Regions from separate parts of the Mus musculus genome. Here region 2 is linked to region 1. The links are chromatin contacts, found by POLR2A ChIA-PET in ENCODE. All regions are on one chromosome and are shown on one strand. The core of a region is the stretch at or near the end of the contact, and the rest is flanking DNA. Distances in the headings are between cores, read along the strand shown. Region 1 overlaps Zfhx3 (zinc finger homeobox 3). Region 2 overlaps Zfhx3 (zinc finger homeobox 3).

Evidence for each region. ChIA-PET counts read pairs that join two places held with the same protein, here RNA polymerase II (POLR2A).
Region 2: POLR2A ChIA-PET joins it to region 1 with 11 read pairs in Patski. The contact joins two enhancer-like sites. POLR2A ChIA-PET finds 5 or more read pairs at or near these places in 3 of 5 experiments (Patski and embryonic stem cell).

What each region holds. Positions count from the first base shown.
Region 1 is chr8:108,745,128-108,750,773 of GRCm38, reverse strand. The region is part of intron 1 of Zfhx3 (zinc finger homeobox 3); the gene reads right to left. Among named protein-coding and RNA genes, the nearest start is that of Zfhx3, 33 kb to the right of the region's middle. Within about 2 kb of position 1,658, at least 1 of the 3 ENCODE cell types and tissues checked has a DNase peak (open chromatin) inside an H3K27ac peak, as active enhancers do.
Region 2 is chr8:108,819,157-108,824,808 of GRCm38, reverse strand. The region is part of intron 3 of Zfhx3 (zinc finger homeobox 3); the gene reads right to left. Among named protein-coding and RNA genes, the nearest start is that of Zfhx3, 110 kb to the right of the region's middle. Within about 2 kb of position 4,033, at least 1 of the 3 ENCODE cell types and tissues checked has a DNase peak (open chromatin) inside an H3K27ac peak, as active enhancers do.

The DNA of each region.
Region 1 (5,646 bases), core at 409-2,908:
GGAGTTCTGGTTCCCTGAGCAAGGCTTGGCCCTATGATGTTATAGCTATGGCCTGAGAAGAGAAAAGGCAGATAAAAAGAAGTAAATAAATAAATAAATAAATAACCTCTTAATTCTGTAATTTGTACGATTTCCAAGTTTGGAAAAAAAAAAAAGTAAGATCTTGGGGAAAACTGGGGGCGAAAAATCAACCTTATGAGTTCACTGGTATTCAGTCAGGCTGCTATTCTGAAAACTCCCAATTCACAGGGTGAAGTGGAGAAGACAGTCTCAGTTTTTCCCACCCTCTCCTATCTTCTCAAGTGCTGCTGTGCATCTCTGCGGCTGCGGACCCCATTATTGCTCCGTGTGAATGGCGATCCCAAATTAATTGAATTAACCTGTGATAAAAGGTCTTCTGCCACATCAACTCCTTTCCTTCCTCTCGAGGACTCTGTCACTTTCTCAAGTTGGAGAGAGAGAAGAAAAGTGAAGTCCATAAATCAGTTTTCCAGTTTCTGTTGAAGGAAGCTGCTTCCTACTTCTAATTTCTGCAACTGGGAAATTCTGTATATTATGTTACCCTCTAATGAAGGATGCCAGTAAACAGAAATCCACACGCCTGCACACGACAGATTATTACATTCTACAGAACTGCAAACACTACCAAGTTATGCACTCTTGGGAACACTGTTAGTGAGGTGTGGTTATTTAACGCCTCATCCACTTAAAAAAAAAATTCATTCCATATGGATGAAAAATGAGCACACTAGCTTGAATATGGGAAAAATAGAAAATGTAATCATATATTACTTAAAATCTATAATGCTTTATGCAAAGATAAGGGAGAAGTAGCCAAGCTTGGGGATTTAGAGCTTCTCAAAATACAAAGGGCATTACCTCATTGCAGGCCGCTAGTCTCCACCCTCACACACTGGCTAGAGACAAGCAGCCTAAGTCAAGGCCTTCCCATTACACTTTTTAAAAATAAAAAGAAAGTGTGTGTCTGTGTGTCTGTCTCTGTGTCTATATGTGTGTGTGTCTGTGTGGCTCTGTGTCTCTCTGTGTGTCTGTATATATGAATCTGTGTGTGTGTCTATTTGTCTCTGTGTCTGTCTGGATGTGTATCTGTGTCTGTCTGTGTATCTGTGTGTGTCTGTCTGTGTATCTGTGTATGTCTGTGTGTGTATGTCTGTGTCTCTGTATATGTGTCTGTGTGGTGTGTGTGTGTGTGTGTGTGTGTGTGTGTGTGTGAGTATGGATTGAGATGGACCAAGCTCTCCCCCCTCACCCCACCCCTACCCCCGTGAGCCATCCCACAAGTCTCCTTTCTCTAAGTTCTCACTACATAAGAAAGTCTCAACCCACTGGATGCCTGTGGGCTTCCACACACAGAACAACACTCTGTGGCACCACGACTCCAGCTGCAGAAACCTGACAGCTCAGAGACTGTAACAACTCTTCCTACAGAGGCCAGGCCACCCTCCAGACACCCTCAGAACATAGAAAAAAAAAAAAAAAAGCCCCAGCTATAGGGAAGGAAACCACCCCACCCCTGGCCCCTGCAAGCCTGGCGGCCTCGCTCACATTCTCTGTCTTCTGAGCCCCAGAGGTTCAGCACCCCCTGCGGCTAAGACAAAAGAGAGACCACAGGAAAACCAACTGCCCTTTTGGCTGGTCCCTAGCAAAGGGGAAGTGTAAAAGTGCAGAGAGGAGAGCGGAGCAGCTGCACTAATCCTGTTTTGTCCTGCAGTAATTAATAGTATAATCCACATTTCAGATGCATTAAAGCGAAAATACCGCATTATCCAAGGACTGGGCACACAGCCCCAGGGCAGAACCTCCCCTGCTGACCTGCAGGACCAGGTGACCTCATCTTAGCCTCCTCCTCTCTGGGGAGCTGACTCTAGACACCTCATAAAAGAACTGAGCTGGCAGCCAGGAATCTCCAGTCTGCTGAATATGTCGGGTCTGTCTTTGGAAGCTACACCCTCAGAGTAGCAGTGTCCAGAAGGTCTGACCCACCGGATCCATTCACCTCCTAAACTAAGTACCACAAGGGCTGGCACTACATATGTGCTAATGCTGTAAACTTAGGGGTAGATTTTTTTTTTAAGATTTAAGGTAAATCTTTCCCAAGAGATAATGCTGCAATTTATATAAATAAATAAAAATAAATAATTTTTAAAGGCATATGTAGAATTAAGATGTCCTTTGTAGATGCCTTTTGGTGGGAACACGCCAGTTTTGCTACTAAGGGAGGTCTTCACGGACACTCTGGGACTACTGGATAAGTTCCTGTCTAGGTCTAGAAAACTGACAGTTGTTTCCTAAGCCCAAAGAGGAAGCATTTTCCACGGCTACCAAAACAAGAATCTGTACCGGAAGGGACACTATCGGCTCACGAAACCAAAAAAAGATGAAATCATGCTAAATGCTGCAGGCAAATGTCAGAAACACTGAAAAGCAGAGGCAGCTTGAACCAGTGTCTACACTGCCACGGTCAGAGGCCGAACCCGCCTGACAGGGGACCCTGCCTCAATTCTCCAACACCAAAGCACGGACAGGAACATCCTGCAGTAAGCAGAAACCGTACACCCCGTTCATCTCCAGAACTTGGCTGTGCTGGGTCTCAACTCAGCCTGAGTCTAGAGCCTAATGCCCACTGGCGGCCAGGACTAAATTCCTCTAAGTTCTTCTTGGAACTTGGCTGAAACTAACTCTTCTTAAAAGAGTAACCTTAAGTTTTTATTTTCCCTTTTTTTTTGGGGGGGGGTTGTTTTATATATGAGTGTTTTGCCTGCCTGGTTGCAAATGCACTGTGTGCAAGCCTTGCGTCCCCAGTATTGAAAGTGGAGTTACAGAGGAAGGTACACAACCCTGTAGGTGCTGCCAATCCAACCTCTGGAAGAGCAGACACTGCTCTAACCTGGAAAGACTTCTTGATCTTGGTAACTGAGTCGAAAAAGAAAATCGTGTTATCTCCCAGTTTTGAGAGTGTTGCAATCTGGGAACATCATTACCCAAGATTTCTGCCCTGGCGATTCTTCCCTAGAGAGTGGGTGGTTAGCTCAGTGGGAGAACTTGTGCTTGCCACACGTCCCTGGGTTCAAGTCCCAGCACCTGGTGGTGGAGGGAGATGCTTACCTAGAACTTAATACACTGCTCCATGATATTATTAATAATTCTAACTCACCCACACCCACCACCACCCCCAAAAAATCAGTTCCACTAAGTTCTTAAGAATACCTCTAGAACCAGGCATAGTGGCACACGCCTTTAATCCCAGCACTTGGGAGGCAGAGGCAGGTGGATTTCTGAGTTCAAGGCCAGCCTGGTCTACAGAGTGAGTTCCAGAACAGCCGGGGCTACACAGAGAAACCCTGTCTCGAAAAACCAAAAAATAAAAAAAATTAAAAAGTAAAAAGAATACCTCTAGAGTCTGGCCAAGAAATGAACCATCTGCATGACCCTGGTTAGTAGAAAATGCACCCACAGATGGAAAACGCACTCCAGAAACCGAATCAGGATTCCTTGCTCCCCTAAAAACTGCCAAAAAAGTCACAATGAAGCCATGAGGCCTGTCATCTGGCTCCATTTTTGACGCTATGTCACAGACCAGTCATTCCCACATCCCCTGATCATCTCTAGTACAAGGAAGGTGGAGAGGAAACCACCACCATGCACACTTTCCTGCCTGTCCCCTCTAAGTGACCAACACACCACGCCCATCTAACTGTAACCTTTGCTTCCTTCTACACTGCCTGAGCTCATCCGCCACAGACTCACGTGAAGACCCTTTACATACTCTCTCCTCCTTTCTCTCTCAACTTCTACCCTTAGGAGCTCAACATACTATAGTTTTAGCCAAACAATAAATACCACACTGCTTGGGAAGGAGAGAGGCTTCTAAAGTTTGCATCTAAGCCTCCCTCCCTATTTCTAAGAGATGGTCTTTAGTGAGACAGGTAGAGATAACATAAGATGTCAGTGTGTAGCGCTGGCATCACCTTTACCCTCCAACCACACACTTCCAGACCCACCAACTACAGCAGCTCCCCCACAGCACCCCACTGTGAGTTAAAGACCAGCCTTCCAACATGCCCGCATCTGACTTATCTGGATCTGGGAGTGTATTGCCTTATATGGCAGAAGAGACCTTGAAGATGGGATAGAGTTAAGGATCTCCAAATAGGACACATTATCTTGGATTATCAAGATGGCCCTGCTGTAATCACAGGGTTCCTTAAGTCAGGGACAAAGGACAAGACCCAGTGCACAGGTAAAAACAGAATGAAGCAGAGAGGCATGTGGGGGAAAGATCAGCAGCCAAGGAATGCGGGTTTCCCCGGGAACGTAGGAAGATAAGAACACGCTTCACAGAACTCCAGAAGGATCCACCCTACCTCCAACCCGGTCAAGCTGATGCTGTAAATTTCTGGAGCTCTGGCTGTGAGACAATGTGTGTTAGCTTAGAACACCGAACTTGTACTCACTCCTTACACCACCAATAAGAAAATCTAACATAATCCTCCTTGATTTAAGGAACAAGGACACTCCTGACAACCTCAGGAGAGTCACACCTGTCTCTAGCTCCTGGGAGCTAACTGGACCTAATTTTCCCCCCTATCATTCAAAAATACAGTCACAGAAACCCTAAGTTCAAGTACTTAGTAAAAAACCTCCCAGGATAGCCTACTGAATATGAGATTGACAAATATCCAAAACAAGCCAAAGAAACATTTTTTACTTGATCCAATATAAGACCCTGAGCTAAAATAAAACAATCAAGACAGTTCTCTTCCCAAGTGGGCAGATACTAGGCCAACCAACCTTGCCCAATAAATACATCCCACAGGTGGGCTGGCCTATAGCCTGGCCACGATGCCAGCCCAGCAGCCTGTCTGAAGAACTGGAAAGCCAAGCCCGTGCCCACTGGGCTCCTGAAGACAAAGAGAGGAGGCGGTTCAGGAAGGTGGTGGCATCCTGCCCGCCTCAGTGGTAGCCTGGGGCCATTGGATCTCGCCATCTCTCCAGCACCTGAAAGGTGTGAGCCAGGCAGCCCAACCACATCAGAAGCTGGCTGCCCGCCGGCCCCAATTGCCCAACACCTCCAGAGGAACCAGCTTTCCAGGACTAGATTTTACACACCACTCAGGGACAGGCCATTTGGGGCCAAATGGAGGTTCAACAGTATACAGGACAGCCCACCAAAGGCCAGGCAGACAGAAAATGTATTGCTGTAGAGCAACTACCTAATGGTTCCCATGCTTTGACTGTTCTCACATTGCACAGTGAATCCTACTAGGGCCTTAGTCCTAATGTACTCAGTTCTTTCCATCACAGGCCAGACATCTACCCAGGTGAAACACCCCCAAACCCATGCTCCCAATTCTCCTGGTTGACTCTTTCCCAGTCTTCATGTTAACAACTGACCAATAATAATAATAATAATAATAATACATTAACAAAAATACATGATCTATTACAGTATGGTTTTCAGGTTTGGGATAAGTGAGATTACTCAATAGGATTTAAACATTCATGTTTGGTGGCTTGTACAAGGCACCACCTCAGGCAAGGCAATAGAGTTTTTGAAAACTAACCACGATTCCATAAAAGGTTCTTGCTCAGTCTCCTGGCTTGTGAAAACATGACCATGTATCC
Region 2 (5,652 bases), core at 2,784-5,283, 72 kb before region 1:
ATGTCCTTACAGCTGAACTCAAAGTAGATATTGGAGAGAGAATGAATATAATCTCCCACGACCAGTCCCAAAGGGATGTATGTGTTTCCGGTGTTTGTCTGTCTGTCTGACATTCATTACACTCACTCCATCCCCTCATCCCCAACTGATAAAGACAGATGCAACCATGGAAGAGGCAAGAGAAGGCTAGTTTCCAAACCCTTTCCTGTAAGAGAATTCTTTTTAAATGAGTGGAAAAGCAGACTCCACTGCAAAACATCTTCCACCTTTCCGTGGAAGCTGCTGTACTCTTTCTCGGCTGAACGGGGAAAGGCTGTTATTGACTGAGGGTCCCTCCTTCCTTCTCAGCTCCTGCATGGCCCTTACTGCTTCAAGATGGGCATCACCCACATGTGGGAAATGGGTCCTGACCACCCAGGACCATTAAAGATCCCATGACATTTTCTGTAAATCAGCCAAATTCCATTCCAGACAGCAGGCTCAACAGTTGCCATCCTCAGGCTATGGGAGATTACATATTCCCAGCCCTTCTGGGCAAGACAGAGACCAGCTGCCCTACTTGGGGCGCATTCTCAGAGCCTGTCCTGGCCATAGTCTCATTTGGACACATTCTCAACCCTCAGAGTACTGACATCTATATATGGGTGACTGCCAAGACACCGACTCCTCCTTCTGGGCTCTAAGACTTGAAGGGGACCTGAAGGCAGGAAAAAATGGCAGTAAGACACCGAGAAGTAACCGCAGGAGAGTCTCAGCACAGGGGCTTCTTAAGGTATTTTTCACGAGGAAAAAAAAAAAATCACCCATTAAAATCTATTCTAATCTGCCTGTTGAACCAGCGTCAAGATCCAAGCTAGGATTCCTAGAACTAAGTTCGAAAGCCAGGCCCTGTGTCAAGCGCCTGCAATCACAGGGCTAGGGAGACTGAAAGAAGGACCTTGGGGCTTGCTGGCTGCTGAATTGGTTCCAAGCCAGTGAGAGATCCTGTCCCAAAAACCAAAGCAGCATACTGACCCTCACCACCACGACGGATCACTTGTTTATGCCAGTGTCTCATCCCGTAGTGCAGAATGGCCCCGCCCTCACAGCGATCCTCTAGTCTCAGCCTCCCTAGTCCTGGGATGATAGGTGTAAGACAGATGCTATGGCCGCCATACATTTTTAACAGCCTAGACCGTCCTTTTTCCCTCAGCATCTCCATCTACACCTGTCCTCAGCTGACGACTCTTCCATGTACTTCTCCCTTGGATCAACCAATCTGTTCTTTCCAGGGAAAGCCCTGCCCCGGGTGAGGACCCCTTGGTTTGTTGGCTTGCCTTGAAATCTAGAGCAAGTCGCTTCATCTCCAGCCACGGTTACAGAGAAAGTGACCTCGTGTTACAGAATACAGTTACATGGGGACTCGAGGGGGAAATGTTCACCCATCCACACACCCAATAAAAGAATTATCCCCACGGCAGTGGCCTTCCCAGAGTCCTGGGAGGAGCTGGGGTTGGTGGATTGGCAGTGGGCCTCACAGCAGGTGCCCTGCCCCCAGCCCACCACCCCTCCACAGCCACCCCGCCCCGGATGCCTGAGAAGAGCTTTCCATGCTAGGCACACTCCCAGCACTGTGTTCTCTCCAGCAAGCTCTTCCCCACCAAAAACCCCGAGGCCTCCGGAGTGTACACTAACCACAAGCCTTTGAGTGGTTCATGTATTTACAAACTGAGGCATGTCGAAATCAAAGGGGATACCACATGACATAATTCGCATTAAAATGTCAACAGGCTGACAATTTATAGAGCCGATCTGCGGAAGGTGGGGAGGACCAAGACTTAGTAATTGTTTAATTCCTGCTGAAACCCCGGGGCCGCTGTGCCTTCGGGAAGCTGGGATGCGCTCGCTGGGGGCCTCCAGCCTGTGCATCACCCCTTGGGGCTGGCACCGTGCCAAGACCAGGCAACGGGGTTAACCATTTAGGGGCAGCATGCAGCTAGAGAAGGAAAGCTAAAAGCAGAATCCAGGAGTGGGAGGGTAGGAGAACACGCCCTTCCACACCATGGCTGAGATAGGTCCCAGACAGGGACTCCTGACCCCTTTGCCTTCTGTGTATAGAAGCTGGAGACAGGAATAGCAGAGGAGAGCAACCCAATCGTAGTTTCCTGTCTGCTCTGGGCAGCAACCTGCTCACCCAGACCTAAGAAGGAGCAGCAAGTATTTGCGCCTGGACCGTGAAGGAGCCCCAAATGGGCAACAGAGTCATGGCCCAAACTAGATTCCTGCTCAGGTAATGTTGCCCCTCAGAGTCTATCCCATTCGTCATACTGCCCTTTCCCACCATGAAACAGAAAATACCAATTCTTACTGTCCGCCCAGACTGTTGGAGGTGTGGGGTTTTTTTTCCATTTGTTTTCCAAGACAGAGTCTAAATACTATGTAACCCAAACTGGCCTTGAGCTCACAATCCTCCGGCCTCTACCTCCACCTGAGTTCTGGGATTACAGGCATGTACCACCATGCCTGGCACCAGCCTCTGTCCCATATACAAGGTGTGATTCTTCATAGACTCCTGAAACTGGTTCTGAGTTACTTCAGATGAACTGACCCTAACCGTAGGAGGTGTCCCTTAAGGGGGGGGGGGGGGGCTGGTAAAAGCCAAAGATTTTGAAATGGCTTGGGGAGGGGTTGGGTAAACTCTCTTGATTGCACCCTAAAGCCCAGAGTCTAGTTATCTTTAATCGCCCCAAAAGAAAGCCTCACCTAGGAAAAATAAAAATTAAAAAAAAAAAAAAAAAAAAGCAAAACATAATACCAAACTGGATGATTCAGCAAAGCTCACACATAGTATTATTTACCTGTACCAGACTGACAAACTGGAGAAGGTGGCTTGCTCTTTGGGACTCATTCCCTGAGGATGCCCAGGGCCAAATGGGCTACAGCAGGGCCCTCAGCACAGGCTGTCTGTGTGTAAACACTGCCACTTCACTCTCTCTTCTACCTCATTAACTGAAACACATTAAAGCAAGCGTGCTCTGGGATCAGAAAATGAGACTGCGACGCCAAGCTGAGAGATTCCTCACCAGCTGTGGGAAACTAGACCCGGGGGTGAGGACGCGGCCCCGCAACCCTGCTCATGGACAACCAGGCTCCTAGCATCCGATGAGGAAGGGGGACCAAAGGGGGTCAGAAGAGGAAAGGAAGAAATGAAGGCTGGGAGAGAGAAAGAGAGGGGAAGGGAGGGAAAGGGGGAGGGGAAGGAGAGGAATAGAGGGGAGGGAGGGAGAAGAATAGAGGGGAAGGGAAGAAGGGAAGGAGAAAGGGAAGAGAAGCCATGCTGGCTGGTTTTAGGTCAAGTTGACCCAAGCTAGAGTCATTGGGGAAGCAGGAACGTCAGGCAGCTAAGAAAATGTCCCCAGCAGACTGCCCTGTGAGCAAAGCCTGGGGCCTTTTCCTGACTGATGACTGATGTGGGGAGGCCCAGCTCACTGTGGGCAGTGCCACCTCTGGGCAGCTGGCCCTGGGTGCTAGTAAGAAAGCAGGCTGAGCAGGTGTCTAATGGAATAAGCCCTCTCCTCCCCAAGCAACAGAAACAACCTACTATAGACAAAAAGGGAGGGAGAAATGAAAAGGGGGGAGGAAGAGAGGGAGGGAGGGAGGGGAATAATACCCCACAGTCCTAACAAGCAGAAAACTAGCTAGCAACTGAAGAAAGCACTACCCCAAGATCTCTCCTTATAGATACATATTGTTTTCTGATCAACCTGTTCAGAAATGGGAAGGGGGAAACATAAAGAAGCTTATGAAAAATCATCAAAGCCAAAGGTAGTCGACAGCAGACAGAAGACAGTGAAGTGCCACTGGGGTCCCTGGAGTGTAGAGCAATCTGAAGTCTAAAGTCCTAAGACCCAGGGTGGTAAGGAATGTCTCAACCAGTGAAGGGCTGAAAAGAGCTGTGGGCGTGGCTGAGCTCTGGAGTGCTAGCCTAGCCTATGCAGTGAAGAGATGGGCGGGGCATCCATCTCCAATGCCCAATCAAGTAAGAGGAGGAAGGAAGGTCCACTCAGCTCTAAGGGGCTAAGGGAAGCCAATGCTACCTCAATGCTCAGCGACAGAACAAAACTTGTATTTCCTTGTTTTTAGCTATGGCCCACAGTGAGCGTCAGATTGGAACCGACACATCTAGGAAAACAAAATACTTATCAGACCTCCTAGGCCAGAAAACAAAACCGAGGCTCATGCGTTTCCCAAAATCAGCTCGATTATCCCCGCGCTAAGAATAAATGACAAGAGCCATGACTGACACGTGACCAAGGGATGCAAAAGACTTGCATACAGTCCTTAAAAAACATGTAAACTAAAGTAATAACTTGGCTGACCCCACATCCTGGACACTACAATACCGTTCTTGGTAGATGATTACTACGTGGGAAGTGAGCGCTGCTATGCAAAAGAGTCTTTTGCATTTCTTCACTGGCGCTCCAATTTGCAACCTAGGTGAGCGCCTGCCTCTCCTGGGGGTTTGCATTTTTTGCAGGTGTTTCCAACCCCGCAGGCTCCCCATTTTCACAAAGTTCCTGACTGCCTCGTAAAAACATCGTGGAAACTTAGCCCTCTGGGTCTATCAGTTCAATTAAGAGGAGCAGCTAAATTTGGGGGGGTTGTTTTGTTTAGAAGTGTATTTTTGGGACCCTCTCACACAGCTCTAACTACCAGGCAGGCAACAGACCGAGTGAGACTTTCCAGGAGTGTGTACTGGGCACATGGCTGTGGGTGTTAAAAGGCGTGGTTAAGTTAGCAGTTTGAGACTCAAAGCAAGGTGGCTCCTCCTACCACTTGTTGACTTAGATCTGTAACCAGAAACCCTGGGGCTAGCTGTGTGTTTCATTAGATAAAATGTGGGGAAATCAGCTTTTAAAAGAGGAGGGGTTGAGGGAGAGAAACATCTACAACTAGGGTAGCCAAGGAGATTAACCTCTGACATCCAGAGATGAGGCGGGATGGGCTGTTAAGAGAGAGAGAGAGAGAGAGAGAGAGAGAGAGAGAGAGAGAGAGAGAGAGAGAGAGAGAGAGAGAGAGAGAGAGAGAAAGGGAAAGGAAGAGAGAGAGAAAAAGAAGAAAAAAGTTCCAGCTGAAAAAGAAACTTCTGGAATATCTAAAATTAATAGCTCGCCACAGGTTGCCATGGAAACAGTTTTGCATACTTGACTTGCAGGTGCTGATTGTAAGGAAGGGAGAGTGGGGACTTGAAGGCCACAAGCAGGAACACAAATGTAAACATTAAAGGGAGACTCCTAAGGCAATGTTAAGTCAGCCATGTCACAGACAGCAGCAAGGCTTTCGATGTAAATGAACTCGCTTATGCAAGGCGGGGAAGGGCGGCTTTGAGGCGCCAGCCAACCCTGGGCTAGTGTCTGGGGGGCTGCCCCCGACTCCAGGATGGTCTGTGGTATTTCCAAGGTTACAGGATGCACTCAGATGTAGGCACCAAACATGAAAGGGGAGCGGTGTCAGATGTATTCCAGTTTAATTAGAGTTCAGCTTTCCTTTTGTCCATCTTTGCCTCTATGGTGCGCACACGTGGGGGCTGCTGCTTTGGTGGGAGCTGCCCTGTTGCAGTTTGCTTTGTCTTTTTTTTTTTTTTTTTAAATATGTGTTAGCCTCTGCCAAAAA